2 separate regions of the Mus musculus genome follow, and region 2 is linked to region 1. The links are chromatin contacts, found by POLR2A ChIA-PET in ENCODE. All regions are on one chromosome and are shown on one strand. Each heading gives the region's core, a stretch centred on a gene start or an enhancer-like site at or near the end of the contact. The rest is flanking DNA. Distances are from core to core; before and after follow the strand shown.

Evidence for each region. ChIA-PET counts read pairs that join two places held with the same protein, here RNA polymerase II (POLR2A).
Region 2: POLR2A ChIA-PET joins it to region 1 with 14 read pairs in Patski. The contact joins the enhancer-like site here to the promoter of 1810021M19Rik in region 1. POLR2A ChIA-PET finds 5 or more read pairs at or near these places in 4 of 5 experiments (Patski and embryonic stem cell).

The regions. Positions count from the first base shown.
Region 1 is chr2:165,882,924-165,888,475 of GRCm38, forward strand. It overlaps 1810021M19Rik (a long non-coding RNA gene), which reads left to right and starts at 2,806. Exons shown (of 3, transcript XR_866948.2): 1 at 2,806-4,434; 2 at 5,345-5,551. It overlaps Zmynd8 (zinc finger, MYND-type containing 8), which reads right to left and starts at 1,915. Exons shown (of 23, transcript NM_001363020.1): 1 at 1,685-1,915. The coding sequence starts at 1,698.
Region 2 is chr2:165,964,429-165,969,980 of GRCm38, forward strand. No RefSeq gene overlaps it. Among named protein-coding and RNA genes, the nearest start is that of Platr29, 14 kb to the right of the region's middle. Within about 2 kb of position 3,468, at least 1 of the 3 ENCODE cell types and tissues checked has a DNase peak (open chromatin) inside an H3K27ac peak, as active enhancers do.

The DNA of each region.
Region 1 (5,552 bases), core at 1,556-4,055:
CCATAAAACTTACATATGAAAACACAAGGCGCACATGCAGGCACATGCCCTGTGTGTGTGTGGGGGGGGGGGGCTCTGGAACCCTGGAAGGACAAAACAGCTTTGCTCACATTTCACATTTCACAAGCAGATCACCTACCCAGAGTTCAGAAGAGCCAAGCACAATCCAAGGTCTAGCTGCGAGTCACAAGGAACCCAGTAATTCCTGCCCCCAGCGGAGAGTAAGCAGGAAGTGAGAGCTGCAGCCCTAACTGCAGATTAGCAGGAACAACAGTGGATTCCAGCCATCACCTAAACTCAAAGACACTCTCTGGAAGCCACCCTCTCCCCACCCCCATTACCACAGACCCCAGAGGTTCACCAAACTCTTGATCCACGTTCGCAGAGGAGGCAGGTTTACTTACCCAACACACGTTCAAGCAACCGTCTCACTTTTCCCCAGTTAGGAGGAGAGGACAGGCTGGCAGATTTGGGACTTGATCAAAAAGGAAATTTTTTTTTTTTTTTGGTAAACAGTTACATGGTATTATTAAAAACACACACCACCACCACCACCACCACCACTACAACAACCACAACAACACAACCCAGCAACTGGATATGGGATGCTGTCATGAGCCTCAGGTATGTATGAGCCATGTCCCCTGCACTGTATCACAGAAGACAGAAGATGATAGAATGTTTGAAAAGGGGGGAGGGAGACAAGGATAAAAGAGACATTAGCCCATGGAAAAATCATGCAAGAAGTATAAAACTAAAGGAGTCAGAGTCTTCACAGATCTCTTTTTTTCCCCCCTTCAGGATGTTATTCAAAATCTCTCCCCATCCCCACTCCCACCCCACCCACCCCCAACCCCCCAGGCACCAAGCCTACTCCAAAAACTCCCTCAGAGGCTAGGAAACACTTTCAGAACCATTTGCTGGCTGTAGGCTGACTTGAAGAACATTCTGTACCAAGCTAAGTCGGGGGGAGGAAAAAAAAACCCTGAACAATGTTGCTGCGAGTGCGAAGCTCTGGAGAGGAAGAGATGACAGTCCACACGCCACCACCCACCTAGGCCCAGGAACCAGCCTGGGTCCCTGAGTACTGTTCTTGTTCAGGCCTGACTTCTGGTGCAAACACGCATCCTCTCTTGTCAGAACTTAGCCCAGCCTTTCCCAGAACCGCTCTGGAGAAGCAAGCTGGCTTGCTCTGCTCTCTGCCACAGGCAGTCCTGAACTGTGCTGGGAGAAGACCTTCTGGCTTCTGGCTTACCTTCCATTTTCTTCCCCCAGCAGGCATGTGACACACAGCGGCCGACAGTGCAGGGGGAGGACTGTTCAGAGAGAGAGGGAGAGGGGGGAGAGGAAGGGAGGGAAAAATAAAATAAAAGAAGGGGGGATAATAGCTTCTCTTTTGGCATACCAGGATCTAGCTTCAAACTAGTCCAGAAATTCTTTGTCCTGGTCAAAATAAAGGTATTCCAAGCCCTCACCAGTCTGTAAAATCAAGCTATGGCTAATGGCTACTTAGCCATGTGACCCAAAAAGGAAAAAAAAAATCTCTCTAAACAGTCCCAAGTTACCCTAAGTGCTCTGGGGGGGGAAGTGTGGCAGAGCCAGGCTACAGAGAAATCACACTGCTAGTCCACGACTCGATGACTCGGAGGGAGGGGGGAAAAGATGGTTAAAAAGCCGAGCTTACCTCTGTGGATGCATTGTTAACTGTGTAATGTCAATACTTATAAAACATGGAGGACAGGCTCCTAGTTCTCACAGAAAAAGGGTTTGGCACTTCGGCTGATGATCTGGCCGCCTAATAAAAGCTCATCCCCGATTGGCTGCCCCGGCCAATCGGAGTGTAAAGCCGCCGCCGATTGGCTGAAACACTTCCTGAGCGATTATCTTTGTGAGGCTCGGGTGAGCAAGAGCCATCCTGTGCATAGAAAAAGACAGGCTAAGCTAGGCCTTCTGCAGGAGGGAAAACTTGGGACAGGGGCCTCCACAAGCACTTCTCCCACCCCCTGGCTCGATCCCCCAGGCCAGGCAAACCCGTGCAGCCAGCCTGACCTGCTCCAGCAAAGCCTGAAGCCAGCGCGCCACTGGGAAGGGCCCTTTTGGGGTGGGCTGGCTGACCCATCCACGCCTGCCCCCACACACAAGTCCTTCTCTAAGAAGGCGAGCAGGCCGTTTTATAGAACAAGCCAGCTTGAGTGGGTCTCAAAGGACAAAGTCGAGCTTAGGGGTGGAGAGAGCCCCAGGGAGGCAGAAGCAATAGGGACAAGGCCAGACGCAGGCCTCTGAGGGGGGCGGGGGGGGGGGGCGCGCGCGGGGAGTGAGACAGGCAGCCCGAGGGAGCCCCAACAAATCAGCAAGGGGCACCCAGGTTCCAGGGAGCTGAGAGGTGCAGCTTGCTGTGAGGTGGAGCGATCAAGTTTGCCTAGTCATGGTCAAAGTGGCTCTTGGAAAAAAGGCAGGCCCACAGAGCCATTTGCAAAACTGGGAGACCTCTAACCTCTCACCGCCACCCCTCAGCCGATCCTCAAAGACAAACCAAAAAGGGCTCTGTCAGGATGGCAAGGGAGATACCCTCTCCAGGCTTACCCTAAGAAAAGCCAAATGCGTTGCTAGCAGGCCACATGCCTCCATTTAAGTCTTCCCTCCCTCTGCTCCCTCCCCCCACCGATGAGGCCTGCTAAACCTGTCAGTTAAACAAAAATCTGACTTCCGTCTTAGTCTGTGATGCCTTCAGCTTCCTGCCTGTTAACCCTCTCTGGGACTCTGGGCCTCGCTGGGAAAAACTAGGCCCTGAGATTGTAGAAAAGGGCCTGTGGAAAAATACCAGCTGCAGCTCTCCGGGCAGATGCAGAGAGAGAGAGAGAGGGAGCTAGCTAGCTGCTGTCTCGCTTCTGCTTCCCAAGGAGGCGTGGACCTTGTGAATCCAGGGCATACAGGCAGTGCCTCTCAGTCAGAGAAGCCATTTAAATCCAGAGGGACAGAGAAAGATGTCAAACCGGGCCAGGAAACAAGCCCGTCCATTATAGTCAGGCCTACACACCCACAGGTTGGCCCTTTCTGCCACAATCGCCCCTGTATGTGTGTTCTGGGGGGAAACTGGGCCCTGTTTGGTGGGCAGACAAATCCCCTGGGCTTCGTAAGGCTTCTTGCTTCAATTTATTTCCACAGAGAACTGCTTCTTTTCGTCCCCTAAGGCAGATGGAAGGGCAATTTCACACACACAGCCTCACATTGGCAGTCCCCCTACTCCCCCCATCTCTGGCTCTGCTCCCCAGTAAAATATTAACTAGTTCCTCAGACCTGCTTAGAATTCTCCCCGATGGTGCTGGGTGGGAGACCAGTGCCTGATTCTTTCCTAAAAACTGTCATTTGTAGAAAAGGCACAGAGGAGAATCAAAAACTGTCCAAGGCTCTCTCCTATTCTTAGCTATTTTTTTAAAAACAACAACATCCTTAATTAACAAGATTCTTAAAAAAAAAAAAAAGACGCTAAATAAACACCTTTCTTCAGGGGCCGGCAGTTGATGCAGCCAGACACCAGGAGGTGGACCCAGAAAGCAATAAAGTCCCCCTCAGCTACTGAAACTAGGACTCATTCCTGCCTCCCCAGGCGTTTCCTCAAAGGAATTGAAGGGCTGAGCTGATGGCTTGCTCTCCCTGCCCCCCAAGGACAACAGATGCCCAGCAGGCCAGTGTGCACTCTCCCTGGCTGGGGAATCTGCTCTCAGGCTCCAGACCCAGCCAGGAATCTAAACACACAGTACTGCAGGACAAAACCCTGGCTTTGGAAAGGAGACAGGATTTTGTTTGAACCAGCTGAGGTCGATAGCAGCAGGGGACAACTCCAGAGCCACTAGGCCTGACAAAGGCACTCAGGACAACAGGCCTGGCTTCACCCAAAGGGAAGGGTCGGCTCTTACTGGGGAGGGAAACCTTACTGGGACCAAACAGGGAACCTGAGGCCTGATCCGGGCACCCTCCCCTTCATGTGGCTTCGGACTCTACTATCAGCCATATGAAGTATGGCTTGGGGGGTGAGGGGAGGCGACAACACACGGAGTTGCTGATAGGTCTTGGGGACACCTAACTTCCCAATTGGAAAAGAGAATACATACACAGCAGGGGAGCGCATGGATTAAAGCTTGTTGTGTAAGCGGGAGCGCGCGCGCGCGCGCGCGCACACACACACACACACACACACACACACACACACACACACACACACGTACTCCCGTGCTCTCCCTCTCCCTTTTCCCTCCCTCCCTCCCTCTCTCCCAGGCTCTGATCACTTGAACTGTTTTCTAGGGCAAAGAGCAGGAAGCTGCCGGCATATGCTGGTGACCTATTGGGGCAGCTTTGTTTGAGGAATGCTGCTGCCATTCAGGCTTGTCTGAGGTTATCTGGGAAATGTAACTGGGCTGGAGACAAGAGACAAAGGTAAGGCTGCAGACGGGATTCTGGGAAGAACACCGATGGAGGAGGAAGCCGGGAGGTCCGCCTACCAACCAAGGCTGATCCAGTGCCTAATGGAATGTGGCTGACAGGCGAGAAGCAAGGCTACTTCTCCAAGCCTGGGCTCAGGGGCCGCATCTGGGTTGCTCAGAGGCTAAGTTCATCGGGGCAGGGATTGCTTACACCTTGAACAGGGCCCAGAGAAGTGACACTGTGCACCACTCAAGGTCACACAGCTAGCAGATGCCTGTGATCTGACATGTACACTAGTAGTAACCCTGGATCGCTGAGCCTCTGGAGAAAGCCACGGGAGTGAGGCCAGGCTGAGGCCCATTTTTCCCAGGAGCAATGTTGAGCCTTATCTTCCTCTTAGCAATCCACCCTTAGGTGGGCTTTGCTTTGAGGCACAGAGCTGAGAGACATCGGATTCAACTGATGCAACCTCCCATCACAGACGAGAAGCCGGGGAAGCCCCCTGTCCTGTCCAAGCCTCCTGTTAGATTGCCACCTCAAATGATGCTTTTTATAATTCTTAAAATCTGTCCCCGTCGTCCCCCCAATGGAAGTGACAAATGGAGACTTCTGGGCTGTCACAGACAGAGAAGAACTGGCTGCTGACACCCAGAGAATAGAAACCAAAGATACAATAAAAACACTGCAGGAGTACCCACCCCCACGTACCCCACCCCCGCCAGCACTGCCAGGAATTTTGAGACCCAGAATGTACACTGTACTGAGGTTGGGAGTCCGAGGCAATGGGAACGACAGAAAAAAAGAAACCTAACCAGAATGCTTTGCACAGAAAAGCGACACAGGCCTAAACAAGCAGGCTCCTCAGTGATATTAATAAATAATGAGCTAATGAAATTACATTAAAACTTGTCTCTTTTGCTAGGCATGGTGGTGCAGGCCTGCAATCCCAGCTACTGGGTGGACGATGGAGTGAGGGACTGTCTTAGGAGGCTGGAAAGTCCAAGGCTGGCTTTAAGCTTCTTGGAGGGCGAGATCAAGGCCAGCCTGGCCGATGCAGCGAGACCGTGTCTCAGAATAAAGCCATAAGCAGCAGCTTATGCACGGAGCTCAGTTCTGTGGCTCTCACAAGG
Region 2 (5,552 bases), core at 2,218-4,717, 82 kb after region 1:
TGGCAGGAGAGCCTTCCTCACAGGCTAATTGACTCGTTTGGTCTTTTTTTTTTTTTTTTTTTTTCCTTAAGTCCTGGGAGTGATGAAATGCTCTCCCCACCCCCCTTCCTTTTATGTTCTTTCTTAACACGCCAGGAAAAACAACTCTGCCTTTCAATTCCCACTGTTCCTGTCAACTGCTCGGCTCCAGCTAGGAATTAGCGAAAACAGCAAAACAACCAATTCAGAAATGGCTGTGATTTAGGATCAACCAGGCTTGCCCCCCCCCCCCCCCTTAATAAAGGATACTATACTGAGGTTTGTTTATTTACTGCTTAGCTAGGTGTGCTGGCTCATGCCTGTAATCCCAACACTTGGAAGACTGGGGTAGGATGATTGTCACAAGTTCGAGACTAGCCTGGACTACATAGGGAATTCCAAAGTAAGACCTTTTCCTAAAACAACAACAAAAAAAGAAACACTATTTATTGGACACCTATTGTATTCTAGTGTCTATATTCTGTCCTCAGAGGGAGACAGGACTTACCTTGGGACACAGCACATGAGTGAAGGTGGGCTTCAATAGCAGGTGGCCTATGAGGCAACTTTGTCTGTTTTGTTTATTTATGGCCCCATGCCTCCTCCAGATTTGGATCGATTCTATGATGTGAGCCTAAGACATCTTGGGTCTTTACATCACCATACTTCTTAAATTTCTTGTTGTTTTGAGAAGGCTCTCCCCCAACCCCCCGCCACCCCCTCCCCCCAAGACAGGGTTACTCTGTGTAGCTGGCCCGGAACTCACTCTATAGACCAAGCTGGCCTTGAACTCAAAGATCTCCTTGCCTCTGCTTCTGGGACTGAAAGAGGATTAAAGACATATGCCACCGCTACCTGGCTGAGACAAGGCTCTTGTAGCCCAGTCTGATCTGAACTGTATGTGTAGCCAAGGCTACACCTGAACTTCATATTGTCCTTCCTCCACTTCCAAAGCAATGAGATTATTGGTGTGCATTCCCACCCATGAGGCTGTGCTGTGGACAGAACCCAGGGTCCACAGGCTAGATGAAAACTGTAGCTATATATTATCTCTCTGCTTCTTTCTTTCCCTTCCTTCCTTCCTTCCTTCCTTCCTTCCTTCCTTCCTTCCTTCCTTTCTTTCTTTCTTTCTTTCTTTCTTTCCTTTAGTTTTGTTGGGACAGGGTTTCCTGGAACTCACTCCCTAGACCAGGCTTGCCTCTAACTCAGAGATCCTCCTGCCTCTGTTTCCCAAGTGCTGGGATTAAAGGCTTGTGCCACTACCACCAGGCTCTGTTGGTTTTTTAGGCTGCTAGATTTCCACAGAATGAGTGGAGCTCTTCAGGGTCTTTACTATCCTACCCCCAAGTCCCTTCTACCCAAAACCACAGGTAGCTTACTGAAATAATAAAGTAGAAAGCTGCGCTGGTGGTCCAGCCTTAGACCATCAGGACGTAGAAGATGGGGGAAGGGGAATTTTGGTGTGGGAATCTAGACTAAGTAGCCAGACCCTGACTCAACAAATCATTAAACAAACAAACAAAAAACAGAAAGTGGGAGAAATTATCAACTAAGTCAGGCTGTGCTTATACCTTTAGTCCCAGTAATGGGGAGGTATCTCCAGGAGTTTGGGGTCAGCCTGGTCTACCTAGTAAGTTTCAGGTCAGACAGGGCCACACTGTAAGAGACCCTGTGTCAAAACCAAGACAAACAAATAAATAAACAAAAAACCCATAAAACAATCCAACAAACAAAAATTATCTCATGAGGTTCATGAGCTAACTAGGGTAGTGACATGAGTGGCTATCACGTCGTCGTGGAGATGTACAAGTTTACCCCTCGATATAGGTGAAGTTCAGTAGCAGAGCATGCTCCCAGCATGCTTCAGGGCCCTGGCCTCCACTTTTTTTTTTTTTTTTAAGATCTATTTATTTATTTATTTATTTATTTATTTGGTTTTTTCGAGACAGTGTTTCTCTGTATACTGTATAGCCCTGGCTCTCCTGGAACTCACTTTGTAGACCAGGCTGGCCTCGAACTCAGAAATCTGCCTGTCTCTGCCTCCCGAGTGCTGGGATTAAAGGCGTGCACCACCACTGCCCGGCCTAAAGATTTATTTATTATATGTAAGTACATTGTAGTTGTCTTCAGACACACCAGAAGAGGGCATCAGATCTCATTACAGATGGTTGTGAGCCACCATGTGTTTGCTGGGATTTGAATTCAGGACCTCGGGAAGAGCAGTCAGTGCTCTTAACTGCTGAGCCATCTCTCCAGCCTCACTTTTTTTTTGAATAATTTATTTTTATTTTATATACAGTGGCGTTTTGCCTGCGTGTATGTCTATATGAGGGTGTTGGATCCCCTGGATGCTGGGAATTGAACCTAGGTGTTCCGAAAGAGCAGACAGTGCTCTTAACCACTAAGCATCTCTCCAGCCCCTCTCCTTTTTTTTTCTTTCAAGACTGGGTTTCTCTGTGTAGCTCTGGCTGTGGGATTAAAGGCCTTTGCCACCACTGCCCAGCTTCTTTGTTTTCTTTTTTAATTAAGATTTAAGTGTTTTGGCCGGGCATGGTGGCACACGCCTTTAATCCCAGCACTCGGGAGGCAGAGGCAGGTGGATTTCTGAGTTCGAGGCCAGCCTGGTCTACAAAGTGAGTTCCAGGACAGCCAGGGCTACACAGAGAGACCCTGTCTCGGAAAAAAAGTGTTTTGGCTGGGCACTGGTGGCATACACTGCCTTTAATCCCAGTCAATCTATCAATAAGTGTTTTGCCTGCCTGTATGTATGTGCACCACATGTATGCCAGGTGCCCAAAGAGGCCAGAAGAGGGCGTCAGATCCCCTGGGACTGAAGTTAAAGACAGTTGTGTGCTGACATGTCAGTCCTGGGAATCAAACTCAGGTCCTCTGGAACAGTAGCCCATTTTCTGAACTGTTGAGTCATCTCTCTAGGTCCTGGATTCTATTCTTAGCATGAGAGAGAGAGAGAGAGAGACAGAGAGAGAGAGACAGAGACAGACAGAGACAGACAGACAGATAGCACAAACCCTTTCAGATTCCATGGATGCTGGTGAAAGCTGTTGTTCTCTGCTGCATCCAAGTCTGCAGAGAATCAAGAAGCCATCAAAACAAACATAGTGCCTCCTGCTTTAATCCCAGCACTTAGCAGGCTGAAGCAGGAGTAGCCTTGTAAGATCAAGGCCAGCCTGGGCCGTATACAGACTTTGACTAAAAGAAAAAAAAAAAAGGAAAACTGAACTCAAAGCATTTGGGCATTTGGGAGGCCAGCCTGTACTGCACCATGAGACCCCGTTACTAGCTAATTAAAAAACAAAAGAAGCCCTTTTGTATCGGGGAGTTTGGAGACTTTGGAGGCCTGTGGCATCCTGGAAGGAGACACTGCCCAGTGTCTTGCCCTGCTAAACAAAAGCTCCTTTGGTGTGTGTGCCAGAAATCTGGGGCCTACTGCCTCCTCCTCTCTCCTCCCCTGCCACCACTCAAAGCAAACAACAACGAAGAGGCCCCCAGGGACAGAGGAGGGCTGTCAATCAACTGGCTGCTGGCTGGCTGGCAACTTGAGGAAGAGATAAATGCCTATTATGTAAAGGCTGAAGTGAGGGCTTTACTTGCTGCAAGGCTCTGATAGAAGGCTCTAGGGGGGAGGGGGAGGAGGAGGGGGACACTCCAGTTCTCCCAAGATGACCTATCAAGCACCTGGAGTCTCATTGGTCAAGCAGCTGAGAGCCACTTTTTTTTTTTTTTTTTGAGACAGAGTCTCTCTAGGTATTCCCAGAATTTATGTAGATCAGGCTGGCCTTAAAGTCCCAGAGATCCCCTTGCCTCTGCCTCCCTAGTGCTGAGATTAAAGGAGGCAATACCACACCCAGCTCCTGTATCTTTTTTTACAGTGTTGAAATGAAAGCCAGGCTTTCCCTGCGCTAAAGAAAGCTGTACCAGGAAGCCCACCAACCGTATGCCTTTTCTTGTAGTCACCAAAAGTCACATGGTTTCCTCGTCCAGGACAAAGCTCATGTTATCTGTACTCAGTCCAAGCACCACTTATGGAACAGAACAAAACTCCGACTCCTAAATTATTGTGTGTGTGTGGCGTGTTTGGGGTGTGTGGTTTGTATGTAATTGTGTGTTTGTATGTGTGGTGTATCTGGCTTGTGTGTGAACTTGTGTGTGAGCTATCTGGGATATGTGAGGTGTGTGTCTCGTGTGTTTGTATGAATGTGGGGGGTGTGTATGGAGTATACGGGTGCCTGTGTGGTTTGTGTGAGAGGGCTGTATGTGTGTGAGTTTGTGTGTCCGGTGCGTATGTGTTGTATGTCTATGGGGTATGTAGTTTGTGTGTGTGTGTGTGTTTCCTATCTGTGGGGTATGTGAGGTGTGTGTATGGGTGTGGGGGTATGTGGAGGTGTCTTTGTGGGGGTTGCTTGTGAGTGTGTGTCTGGTGTGTGTCTAGTGTGTGTATGTGATGCTGGGGATAGGGCCTCACAACCCATGGTTCTTTGAGGACAGCTAAACTGACCAAACACTCCCAAACTTGGCTTCCGGTTAGTTGAGTCATCAGTGGACAGCATTTCCTTAGCCCCAGGGTTAGTCACGGGCAGCATGTGACCTGCCTGCAGGCAATGAATGTCAGCTATTAGCTAGAACTCCAGGAGGGAAGCACTCTCTCCCTGGCTTCCTCCCCGCCCAGGATCTCTCTATCTCTCTGGCAGTTGCTTCTATTTATTTAGTCAATTAGCTATTTGCCTGTGTGTGTGTGTGTGTGTGTGTGTGTGTGTGTGTGTAAGTGGAACTGGCAAAGGACTAACATTCATGAATTAGGTCTTCCCAACACTTTATAGGTCCAAGGGAGGGATCTCAGATTGAGAGTGAGTGAGCATCTCTATTTATCTCTGGGGCTTCTCACCAGCTCTGGTCTCTGGTTTTAACTTTCTCTTTCCCTTTTCCCTCTCCCTCCTTTCCTCCATCTCCTTTTCTCCTTCCTTCCTTCCTTCCTTCCTTCCTTCCTTTCTTTCTTTCTTTCTTTCTTCTTTTTGTTTCCTTGGGCTAGGGTCACAAGGCTGGCCTTAAACTAGCTGTGTAACTAAGGAATACCCTGAATTCCTGACCTCGCCCGTGCCTCCCTGGAGCGAGGAACGCTGGCTTTCTCGGTCACACCCGGTCCTAGGGTGTGGTTGCTGATAGGCTCCTAACCTAGCTACTTCCCCAGGCCTACTTTCCCTTTTCTTTTCCTGACCTTCAAGTAAGCCTCCTGCCTCAGCTTTCCGAGTGCTGAAACGATGACTCTTGAAACTTTAAAATTGAATTGTATTTGTTATTACTATGGGTGACAGGGCAGGCAAGCTCCTGCCATGGTATGCGGACCCCTCTTTGTACTGTGGGACTTCTCAGATCAAACTCAGGTGGTCAGGCTGCTTGGCAAACAGGTCCACCCTCTGTGCCATCTTGATGGCCTAGAACGCAACTAGCTTTATATCCCTCAACTTATATCTATCGTATAAATGTCACGCCGTTCACTCGTGAATAACAGAACACAA